Linked DNA regions of Homo sapiens: region 1 is linked to region 2. A link is a contact called in ENCODE Hi-C data. All regions are on one chromosome and are shown on one strand. The core of a region is the stretch at or near the end of the contact, and the rest is flanking DNA. Distances in the headings are between cores, read along the strand shown.

Region 1 (6,035 bases), core at 2,140-4,639, 110 kb after region 2:
ATTTAGTCATTCATATTTAACCCAAAGTGCCTTGTAATGGCTTCATCAATGTGTACAGCATTCCTACCAGTCTAGGAGTCTTTTAGAATAAATTAGGTCATCTTACAGAGATAATGGTTCTCTCTGTAAATGGCTTTTTTGAGGCCCTGAATTTATTCATAATGAGCCCTTTCTGTAAGTTGGTCATAAAAAAAATCTCTAATGAAATTTGTCACTGTATTTCCATAAAATATATTATTTAAATTTATAAAAAGGTGTTTTTCCTTGATGTGCCTTAAGGTTAAAAAAAAAAAAACTAAAGAAATACAAGAGTCATGTGGATCTTTACATTTAAATCTTTCTCTGTATGACCATAAATGTGTGGTAGAAAACAGATTATGCAATACTTATGTATTTAAAATAAAATATTTTCTTCTATAGGGGTTTCTCAACATTTAATCATTGTTCTTAATTTCTCTTTAAATGGCTAATATATTTAATATTTGCTGCAGTGCCTCTTTTTATCTTATCTTTTGAACTGGAAAGATAACTGCATGTTCTTCACCATAAAGTGTGCCTTTATTTTAACGTCATAAGATTTCTGTCTTCTTTTTTTCACCCTATATGATGCTTTTCTCCTAGCAAAGGCCAGAGCCCAGTATGTAACCCCTTAACTACTTGTTCAATGAATAAACCTATTCATGTATCTTTAGGTAGCCTCTACATAACAGACCTTGGATTTGCAATAACTTTGTGTTTGTTTCATTTGAAGTTCAGTCTCTTCAACTTTTTATTGCATGCCTAGGCAATTATATGGTGTAAAATATTAGTGCTTGCTCTGAGCCAGACACTGTTGGAAGTATTTTCTTTATAATATCACATTTAATCTTCATAACAACCTATGAATTAGCCACTATTATTGTCCCCATGTTATAAAGAGACCGAGGCACAGAAGAGTTAACTAACTTGCCTAGGGGTTATACTGCGAATAAGTAGTAAAGAGAGGATTTGCACCCAGGCAGTCTAGCTTCTAAGTCCAAGTTGTTAACCACTAACAATCTTTTGCTTAAGCTTATTAATTTAGACATAGGTTAAAACAAACAAACATACAGATAGAAATAAAAATAAAATAGAGCTTGCAGTGGTTTGAATGTCCCTGCCAAAAGTCATGTTGAAATTTTGTTGCCGTTGTAATGGTGTTAGGAGGTGGGACCTTTAAAAGTTGATTATGCCATGAAGTCCCCACCCTCGGGAGTGGGTTAGTTATCATCAGAGTGGACTTCTGATAACTGGATAAGTTAGGCCACTTCCCTGTCTGTCTTGTGCACTGGCTTCTGTCTTCTGCCTTCCATCATGGGATGACCCTCATCAGATGCCCATGCCATGCTCTTGGACTTTCCAGGCTCCTGAACCATGAACCAAACAAATTTCTGTTTTTGTTTTGTTTTGTTTTTTAATAAATTACCCAGGCTATGGTATTTCTTTACAGCAGCAGAAAACAGACTAAGACAGAGCTCTTACTGAATGATCTAATGCCAGAAAATTGGAAGAAATATGTCTTGTTTTCATTTAATTTTAAGGTAGATTCACGTTTAAGGAAGAGTCAATAATTTGTAATAATAAATTATTTTTTCCTATAAAGTGCCTATATTTTATTTTTAGGAAACCTTTGTGTGCAAATACAAAATATGGGAGAAATAGTAATGTAACAGATTTGCAAACCAATAATTTGGGGTTAGCTTTTACACAAGTTTTTCTATTACCTTTGAGAAAGATAGATAATGGGAAAAGAGAGCACGCAGAAAGTAGGCCAAAAGAAGTAGGATCAGAACATCAACTTCCCAGAACTGTGGAGAGTATTCTGGATTCATTTGAATTGAGCAGTGCCTGGAATCTCTTCATCCAACCAATATATGCCATTTTTTCAGTAACACCAATTTAATTTTGCTCTTCTATATCTTCCTAGTTCAGTGGAGAATATCATGTTATAGAAAAAGGTAATGATAACTTCATTAGCTGAAAAAAATGTGTTTCTATTTTCTAGGGTTGGAGAATTTGTCTTTGAATTATTTAAGCTGTATGACTATCTATTTATCTGTCTATCTATCTATCTAAATATATACTTAGATGATGCTTAAACATGCACAGAATTACACTTGGCTGTACACATATACATCTAAGTAATTTTTCTATTTCTATATTCCCATTCTTTTCTCCCAAAACGCCAGATATAAAAATATTCCATTAAAATGACTGTATTTTCTGATTGAGAAATCAAATTCCAATGCAGTCACAAAATATGTTTATTAGTGGGTATACCACTAGCAATAAAATACTACAAGATATCTTTTAGTTTTTTTTCTCCTGGGTCATTCATTTTCCAAATCTTCCTAGCTTCTAATTCTAATGAAGCAGTTACATTTATTTCTGTCTCTACATACAAGGAGAAATTGTTCCCATTGTCAAATAAGCTGAAGAAAACCTTTCTTTCCTCCCTTCTCAGCAGCATGGGTGTTGGGCTCTACCTTAACATTTGAAAATATTTATCCTTCTGTCCTAACTTCCATCACTGCCATTGAGTGCAATTGGTATCACTGAGCTCACTAATTTGGGACAGGAATAATGATGCTAAAGCTCTTGTTAGAGGAATCATTAGGGTTTAAAAAAATCTACACTTGATGGCCTGATTGTACTATTAAGCTAGGATATCCTATGTGTAATGTACAAGTAATTAGGGTGAATAGAGTGATTTTAGAGAGACTTGCTCTCAAAGATTGTAGTTGTCCTTGAAAAAATATAAAGGTAAAAAGCAGTGGCATCTTGTACAACAAAAGGAAAGCCACAAGAAAGATTATATGCTAGCTATTTCTTTATTCTCTTTCTTTTATGAAGTCTTTACATTCTGATAAGTTTCCTGTGACATCTAGAGAACCAACCACAGTGAATAGTCAATAACAGGAAGTAGATACCATGCCTTTATGAAGTTGCTGCTTTAAACTGGAATGCCAGTTCTCTAGCAGAACTACAGTGTTCTACAGGACCGATGACACTTAAATGCTTAGATGGGAGATAACTTCTGATGAGTGTGATTACACACGCTTAGGTCCTCTGATTTGCCAATGGCAGTTGAGGAGGCATCACTTCCTTGCATGGCGTTTGTGCACAATTTATGTTTGTACCCGAGGGCAAGACAGGTTAATAAGGCCAAGAAGGAGGGGAGGCTGTGGGAGTGGGTAATAACTGGGGAGGACTTCACAGCATCAACCTGGGGGAAAGGGAGGAGGGCTGAGGATGAAGGGTGTTCCCTCCTCCTTCTGCCTATGTGTTAAGTGGCAAGAGAAATTTTGAAAGCTGCTGTGAGGAGGAGCTACTGACTGGGTTTTGGGGTGTTTTGTACCCCACCCTCCTCACTTGTAGGAAAGCCTCTTTGCATTTAGACGTAATTGAACTGGAAGGAAGGAGACTGGCCAGGGAATAGGGGGAAAGAAATTCTCCCGTTGCTCCTCCTACTGTTTATCACTTGCCTCCGGACTGTCTTCCAAACCAAGCTCAGCTGCATCAAGGTGGCAGCAGAATACCCTGTGCAAGTGCCAGCGTCTTCTTAGCCGCTCTGTGCATCCCAGGCTGCCCTGTTATCTGGCCACCGTCCCTGGCCATTGGGACTGCTTCTGATGGCTCTGGCCTCTGCTGCCCCAGGGAGCATCTTCTGTAAGCAGCTCCTTTTCTCTCTCCTGGTGAGTAACAACCAAAGGATTAGGGAATTCAAGCATGTTACTACCTGCTTCCTCTCTGCAGTTTGGGCTTGAAAGAGACTAGGAGTGAGGATGGGAGGCAGAGAAGAGAGATTGGGGAAAACAAAAGCAGATCTGAGGAAGATTCAGGGAAGAGTTGAGAGGCTTGGGATTCAGGATGGAAAGTGTTCAGCTTACTTCTCAAGCACCCACTGCCAGAGTGTTAAAAGTTTTCAAGGGAATCCCTCTTCCATCCTGCTGTGGTGATTTTCTAAGAGTAGAGAAGTGAATTCATTCTTTAGGCATTTGGCCCAGAAGTTTCTGAGGTTTACTTCTGCTACCAGTGATTACATAAACTCATGTTATTTAACATGCTGAGTTCTACTAAGCTGCAAAAAAAGAGAAAGGATTCTGGGTGAACATGCAAATTATCCAGGACTTTTTGAATTTTACCCACGAAGCAGTTTAAGCAAAGAATAGTTTAAGAAAAATAACAAAAATGTGACTGTCATTGAAAATATCCTCAACTTGGCTTCCACTTGGGTTTTTAATAGCTTTGTAACTGTGTAAGGTGCTATTTTTTCTTTGGAGGTGAGGGAAGAGAGGGGGGTTATTTCACACATCCGTCCATCATTTCTGAGGTGTGAGTTTCCTATTTTTTCATTTTAGCAAAATACTTGAGTTTCAAAATATATTTTTAGAAATGGCAGGTATGAGGACAAACATTTTCTCCATGTAAATAATATACAATGCAGGGTTGATGGTCACCTTCTCATCCTGTAACTGCTTAGGGAGACGATAACTCAGATACCATCTTAAGTTAGTACAAGTTTGGTAAAATGTGGTAAAAATGTTTCAAAGGATTCTACCCACATTTCTTTTGCTTCTGATCCCTGTACTGTCTAATATCTCTTGGACAATTCATCTCCTGTTTATTTATTTCTGACTCTGAAACTGACTAAAAGGGTGTCACTAAGCCACTTAGTCAGTGATTTAACCTGAAGACGGGAATAGTATTTAATGAATGGAAACCTTCAGTGGCTCTGCCTGCAGAGGGAGGACCATCAACATGGAATCCTAGGACAAGAAGGAAAGAAGATGGGGGTGGGAGTGGAAGTGTGGATATAACTATAAGAATGTCTCATATATTTATATATATATATGTACATTTATATATATATACACACACGCACATATACAGTCATGCTCTGCAAAACAATGCCTCAGTCAATGATGGACTACATATATGAGTGGTCCCATAGATTATAATGGAGCTCGTCTGTATAGGTGAACCATTTTTTATCTTTTATATTGTATTTTAATGTACTTTTTCTATATCTAAAAATGTTTAGTTACACAAATACTTACAATTGCCTACAGTATTCAGTAGAGGAACATGCTGTACAGGTTTGTAGCTTACAATAAGCTATACTATATACTATACACCTAGGCTGTACCATGGTGCATACCATGGGGCATACATATATAAATCATGGTGTATACCATGTAGGTATAACCCAGGTGTGTAGTAGACTATATCCTCTAAGTGTATGTAAGTATACTCTATGATGTCTGCACAAGGATGAAATCACCTAACGTTGCATTTCTTAGAATGTAAGCAATATATGACTGTGTGTATATATATACACACATACACATACATATATAGGTATAGGTATATGTACAGGTATATGCATATGTATGTGTACATATGTATATGTATGTGTTTATGCATAGCCTAATTACAATATGCTGTTTCCACATTGTATACTTAGACAACTATTAACAGTATGGTCTATGCTTAGAAAGTTCTTTAAGTATAATTTATTATGTTCCTTGGCATTAGGGATGAACATATTTAAAAAGTTAAATAAATACGAATGTCTCACGTTTTAAAAAGTGGTTTTTAAATTAGGACTAAATAAAAATGTGGCCTTTTAATTCCAGATTTCTGCCTAACATAGATTTTTGTAAAATTACAAACTATTTAATTAGACTGCTACAGTATATCTGGTAGACTTGAGATGAGCTGGAAAAGAAGTGCACATCCTTAATATGGATGTTAATCCATTCTCTTTCCTCCTCGCAAGTAATGGGTCCCGTAACTCTAGAATTCAGAGAAAAGCTGAAAGCTGATCATAAAATTGACCTACATGTTTCTGGAAAACCTAGCTCTACTCTATCTTATATTTAAATAATAAAAAAGCAGTTATTTTGATAAAGAGGAACAAACAGAAAATGCCAAGAAAAAGAAGTAAAATATATTTTGAACCTATAGACATTTTTGAAATGATAGCTTTTCTTTTGTTTTTTTCAGATAGTGTC
Region 2 (5,871 bases), core at 2,867-5,366:
AGAAACCTGTGGAACACTGTGGCTTAAATGAAGAAACAATTTTAAAGAAAGATGATCAATTCGACTGAATAATGCAGATAGGTCACACCATAGGACTGATAGGAAAATGACCATTAGTTGCGTCCAGTTTCTGAGAAATAGTGGGGATGAAAGCCTGATTGGAATGGGTTTAAGGGAGAATGAGAGGAGAGGAAATGTGAAAGTGGGTATGTGCAAATCTTGCTGAGAGTTTTGCTCTAAAGGGTAAGAAAAATGGAGATGTAGCAGGGAAGAAAAGTGGGAGTAACAGATTTTGGTATTTTTTAACAAAATTTTTAAGATGAGAAAAAACAGAAGTACATTTGTACATTGATGGGGAGGATCCAGTAGAGACAGAAGGCTTTTTCTAAAATTGAAGACAGAATTGAATTTTGAATTGAAGACAAGAGTTTTTTGGTGGTCCAGTGATTATTGAACCAGAGAGGATGTATTTTGACAATAGTAAGGAAGATTAAAGATAAATATTATAAACAGCTTCCTGATCATACAGCAGTGAGACCAGAAGATATTATCACAGGAAGTTATTAAAAGTTATCATCCGAGTTTTAAAAGTCTTAACATAAATAATAATGTAACAGATGGTCATGGAGTGTTTCCAGCCCTAGAGCTAGTGGGCATACAAGGGTGAGTGAAACCCAGTCTTAGTTTTCCGGAGTTCATTATAGGAGAGTTCACCATAGGAGTATGGACCCTAAAGGCAGGCTGGCTGGGTTGAATCCTGGCTTTCTTATTTGTTAGCTGTGTGGTCTTGGGTAGGTTACTTCAATTTTCTCTGCCCCAGTTTGCATATTTGTAAAATAAGGTAATAGTATGATCCTCATAGATCAGTTATGAATATTAAATGAGCTAGCATAGTTAAAGAAATAACTTATACATAGCACATAGTATCTACAGCTACTTACTAGCTATTCTGAGTCCAATGTTATAAGTGCTCATTTAATGGAAGAAGATTAAAGTACAGTATCATGGCAGCATACAGGAGACAGTTATTCATTTTGATTTAGGGCTTATAAGGAGTCCCAGAGTGCTTTACACAGAAGGTACATTTAAATGGACCCTGCAGAATGAGTCAGACTTCACCAAGTAGCATAAAGCTCAGCCGAGCCTAGATAAGCAAAGGCTCAGAGTTTGAGCTTGCAGGGTGTGCTTGAGAGCAGGGAGATCAGTAGTGTGAAGGTCAGGCTGGAAAGTTGTCACTGGAGATAGGATAGCAGGGCCTTGAATGCCTTCTGTGGAATTGCAGTCATCTCTGACAGTATTCAAATAGGGAGTCCAGGGAGTAAAACAAGAGTAAACAGGGGTGGCCCCAGGCAGCACAAACTCAGCCTGCTTTCCTCTAACTTGCCATCTTTCCCCCAGTTGAGTGGCATCAGCAGCCACTCCCACTGCATTTTTTTGCTGTTTTTTGGTTGGCCCTTTCTATCCTCCTCAGTTTCCCACCACTTTTCATATTCCCTCTTGCCTTTATATACTTTCACATTCTGTGCCCTGTGCTTGGCCACTTCTTAATCTTCAAAGGCTCAGCTTGGACTAAGCTCTGGAGTTCTTCCTGACTTCTCTGGATAGGAAGAAAAGATTCTTCCTCCAGGCTCCCTGGGTGCTCTGGGCTTCTCCTGGCAGAGCATTTATCTCATTTTATTTTTTTAGTTTCAGCCTAAAAACCAAAATAAAAGGAAAAAATGACAAACCAAAAATACTCTTTGAGCTCCTTGAGTTCTCACAATGCTTGGACTGCAATATGCTATCATAAATGCTGAGTAAATGAACACATTGGTGAAATAACAAATGACTTTTAATCCTTTAAGAAAAAAAGTGATCAGAGAATCAGGAGAAAGTGATGTTGTAAGTCCACAAAGGAAGTTCAAGGAACTCTCTTTCACGTCCCCCTCAGCCTCCCAAAAAAGAATCCTAGGAAATCATCTTACGTTTTCTGAATTTATTGTTGAGTATTTTTAGCTTTAAGGTTTTTTGTTTAAAAAACTGAAGACCTAAAAGCACATGAAATTTAAGGCTCAAACCAGGTTCAAAACATTATCTCCCTAAGGTCTAAACTCAATGGGACACTTTTGACTACAAAGAAAATAGTGTTTGAATGAGACGCTACATTCTGACAGAGATGAAAGAAAACCCACTCATTCAGGACGATGTGTATATTACAATGTATTAACTTGAGCATCCTGTGTGGTCATCAAGGTTGTATTAGCTCCTTCTTGCATCGCTATAAAGAAATACCTGAGACTGGGTAATTTATATATGAAAATAAAGAGGTTTAATTGGCTCATGGTTCCACAGGCTGTACAGCAAGCATAATGCTGGCATCTGCTCAGCTTCTGGGGAGGCCTCAGGAAACTTACAACCATGACAGAAGGCAAAGGGGGAGCACACCCATCACATGGAAGGAGTACAAGCAAGAGAGAGAGGGAGGAGGTGCCACACGCTTTTAAACAATTAGATCTCATGAGAACTCACTATCTCGATGGCAGCACCAAAAGGGGATGGTGTTAAACCATGAGAAACCAGCCCCGTGATCCAGTTACCTCCCACCAGGCCCCACCTTCAACATTGAGGATTACAACTGAACATGAGATTCGGCAAGGGCAAACATCCAAGCCATATCAGAGGCCATCTCATGGACACATTCGATGTCCTAGAGATTAAGGCAAATAGGCATGCACTAAATCACCTACGCAGGCAGCTCAGCTCCCTCACGCAGGGCACTTGCCCATCACTCCCCTGCCTCAGGAGAGAATGCCTCCTCCTCCTCATTCTCTGCCCATCTTCTTCCTCTCAAGCTGCCTGCTTCACAGACCTTGTGGGTATGTGTCTTACAATCAGAAGAGACACATCTAAAATACTGTGATCACTTTCCTCATTCTGACTTGAAGTGCAGTTGATTGTTTATACATATATCCCTCATGTACTCACCCTGCTCTTTTATACACACGTGCACGCATGCACACGTTAGCTTCCAGGAGAAAGGGGTTAGAACCTTCTCATCTTTCACAGAGCCCTTCACAGTGTAACTTAAGTTTTCCAAGAAGGAGGAAATTAATACTAGAGACTAAATAGGTGGAATGTGCTTAGTAAATGCTTGTGGATTGTTTCCCGAATAGTGAAAAGCAATATAAAAAATAAATACAGCAATATAAAAAATAAATATAAAAACATAAAAAACAAATACAGAGCAACGTGGGAGCACAGTTTACTAAGTATTGCGAAGTGCAGTCAGGTAGCATCATTTATATAGATTGGATTGGAGGTGTTAGAACAGAATGTTTATGTTTCTCTTTTTAATCAAGAAAGTACAAAAAAGGGATATGAAATAAGAGAAGAATAAAGAATGTGGATAAGGAAAATCAAAAGGTCTGCTCTGTTGTTTTTGAAATGTTCCCTGAGATTCATTCACAAACAGGGCGTGGTTTATGAGACTTGGCAATATTTAAATTTGTGCTGTGAAAAATAAAGCAGAAACTTACCTAGTTTGATTTGGCTTTTGGTGTCCCCTAAAGGAGTTAAAGAGACCTAGTTTTCTTAACTGGAGAACATTATAAAATGGGGAGAATTTTTAGAAAATAAGAGACAGATAAGTTTTTATTTTTCCAAATGAGAGGTTACTTGGTAAATACCACCAGAACATTTATGTTGCAGGATCAGACACCTCCTCCACACTCTGAAAGCATACACATGACATACTTATTTGATGTTTATATATTTTATCTTAGGTCAGCATTAACATACCATGAAAGGAAGTCAGTCATTCACTTTCTGGGTCAAAAGTAAATTCTTATGATTCTTATGACCTTGTGGAAGACAAAGATGTTTTCAAATTTCTGTTTGTGTTCTTACATCTACACATATTTTTTATCTCATTGAGCTCTTATCAGTGGCATTTATTTAAAACCCTACGACTAAAATCCTTCTCCCATAAGCCTTATGGCAAAAGACCACCGAGCCTGTCATCACTACCATTTTCAAAAAGTGTTTATGAACCCTCAAGCTAAGTGCTTTGCCAGCCACCACTGCAGAAACCGCTCCTGAGAGGAGTGGATTGTCTGATTCATCACCTTGGAAAGTGGTGGTGATACTTCCTGGATGTAGATTTGGAGAGGAACCAGAGGCTCTAAAACCTCACTAGCACTTCCTCATTTCTCTATGAAAGCCTCTCCATTTTTCTCTAGAATATCAATTCAGCTCATGGGCATATTTCTCTTTTTTTTTTTTTTTTTATAAGCACCCAATCTGCATTATTCTTCAAAAATTAAGAGATCCCTGATATGGGAAGCTTGGACCAGGCTTCTCTGGTGGGCTCAGACACAGTCCCCAGATCCAACCATGTAATAACTAATTCTGGACTTTCATATGCAGAAGGGCAAGAAACTATGTAAAAAGTTCTGTGCCATAATAGTGTCAGCACCTTTTAGTTTTTATACTGGAGCACCAATGTTTGCCTTCTGAAAAGAAAGAGCTAACTCAGGAATGCGCTTTTAAAATTTAAAAGATGACACTATCAGAAATTATGTTATTTTGGAAGGGTAGAGGTGAAAAACAAAAAGAAAACGATTGAGAAAATAATTACAATTTGCTTTTTAAGAAAACTTTCATACAGGAAAAAACAACATGTCATTTAGGATTTTAAAAACTTGGTGCTAAAGATTGCAAATTTCAGAATGTTATTGCTAGGAAAAAAAGCAACAATAGGAATTGGTATTCTTCTATGTGGAAACTGCTTTGTTGACAATCTACAAACAGATCTCCTTTTAAAAAACACACACACACGCACCAAGCTAAAACTGCTTATTCAGTGACGCTTTCACCAAAGGAATCATTCCTTGACTCTGTTTTTAGTTGGGTGTGGTGAGACAATGTTCTCCCTTGGCTGGAGGCTTGGAGAGGGGCCAAAGCAAACACCCATGTGAACACAAAACAATTAGGAAAGATTCATTCTGAATTAGTTAATTCCCATGAATAGGCTGGGATTTATTAATCTGTCCTGATTGAAATTGCTTAAAATATGAACTTGGGAGTTTGTAAGCAAGCAGGCAGGAGAGAAGGCTAAATTAGGGACAGCTAAATGTCTGAGAACATAAGGAGAGCAATAAGAAACATAATTGGCTAATATCTTTATTACTTTTCCCATTTTAAAAGAATAAGAGAAATATTAATTAGTGTTGTGTCTATCTCACAAACTTGGCTCTGTGAAAGCACAGATAGATATAGTTCTAAAACATTAGGTCTATTCAGTATTATTAGATCTATTCAAAGAATTGATAATTCTTTTTTTCTAAGTAAAAAGACTTGTTTCAGTTTTCAATTTAGACTGTGCAAAGTCAAATAAATAATCACGAAGCATTTTCTTTGAAAAATTAAAAATAACTTATTTGAAGACATAACTTTTCTTTCCAACTTTTAAAGAGTTAAAGATTTCTGTAGAAACATTATACTACGTAACACCTTTCTTTTATAGAATACTTACGTAAAAGCTGGGACCAACATAAATTGTTCTAAAGAAATAATTGTCTGAAATGTGCACGGGCCATTTGTTTTCAAACTTGTGAGCCAGAGGTCAAATCGTACCTATCAACTTGTTGGTACAACTGCAAACAGCTTTGGAGCAGGAAAGGGCACAATCCAAGCATTGTTATTTACTTCACAAGTGCAATTAGGTACAAGTGTTTGCAGCCATACTTAAAGTAGTATTCCACCTAATAACAGCAGGGGTCAATGCTGAAAAGTCTATGTGATTATAGTATAATCCTGAGAGTTATTTTTCTTGCAATACTATTAACTTGCTTTGATGATGAAAACTGTGTGTATGCAGATATTAAAAACAAA

Evidence for each region. Hi-C counts contacts between places; a loop is a spot of excess contacts on that map. Pooled maps may share reads with other maps.
Region 1: a map of naive thymus-derived CD4-positive, alpha-beta T cell shows a loop between it and region 2 (7-fold over the local background). The contact joins the promoter of DSC1 here to the enhancer-like site in region 2. A Hi-C loop is called at or near these places in 2 of 168 maps with a recorded cell type or tissue (IMR-90 and naive thymus-derived CD4-positive, alpha-beta T cell) and 1 of 50 pooled maps.

The regions. Positions count from the first base shown.
Region 1 is chr18:31,160,210-31,166,244 of GRCh38, reverse strand. It overlaps DSC1 (desmocollin 1), which reads left to right and starts at 3,389. Exons shown (of 16, transcript NM_024421.2): 1 at 3,389-3,713. The coding sequence starts at 3,651. DSCAS (DSC1/DSC2 antisense RNA) reads right to left here. Exons shown (of 4, transcript NR_110785.1): 4 at 3,456-3,710.
Region 2 is chr18:31,274,161-31,280,031 of GRCh38, reverse strand. LOC124904346 (a long non-coding RNA gene) reads left to right here. Exons shown (of 2, transcript XR_007066446.1): 2 at 1-1,733. Among named protein-coding and RNA genes, the nearest start is that of DSG1, 41 kb to the left of the region's middle. Within about 2 kb of position 4,116, at least 12 of the 41 ENCODE cell types and tissues checked have a DNase peak (open chromatin) inside an H3K27ac peak, as active enhancers do.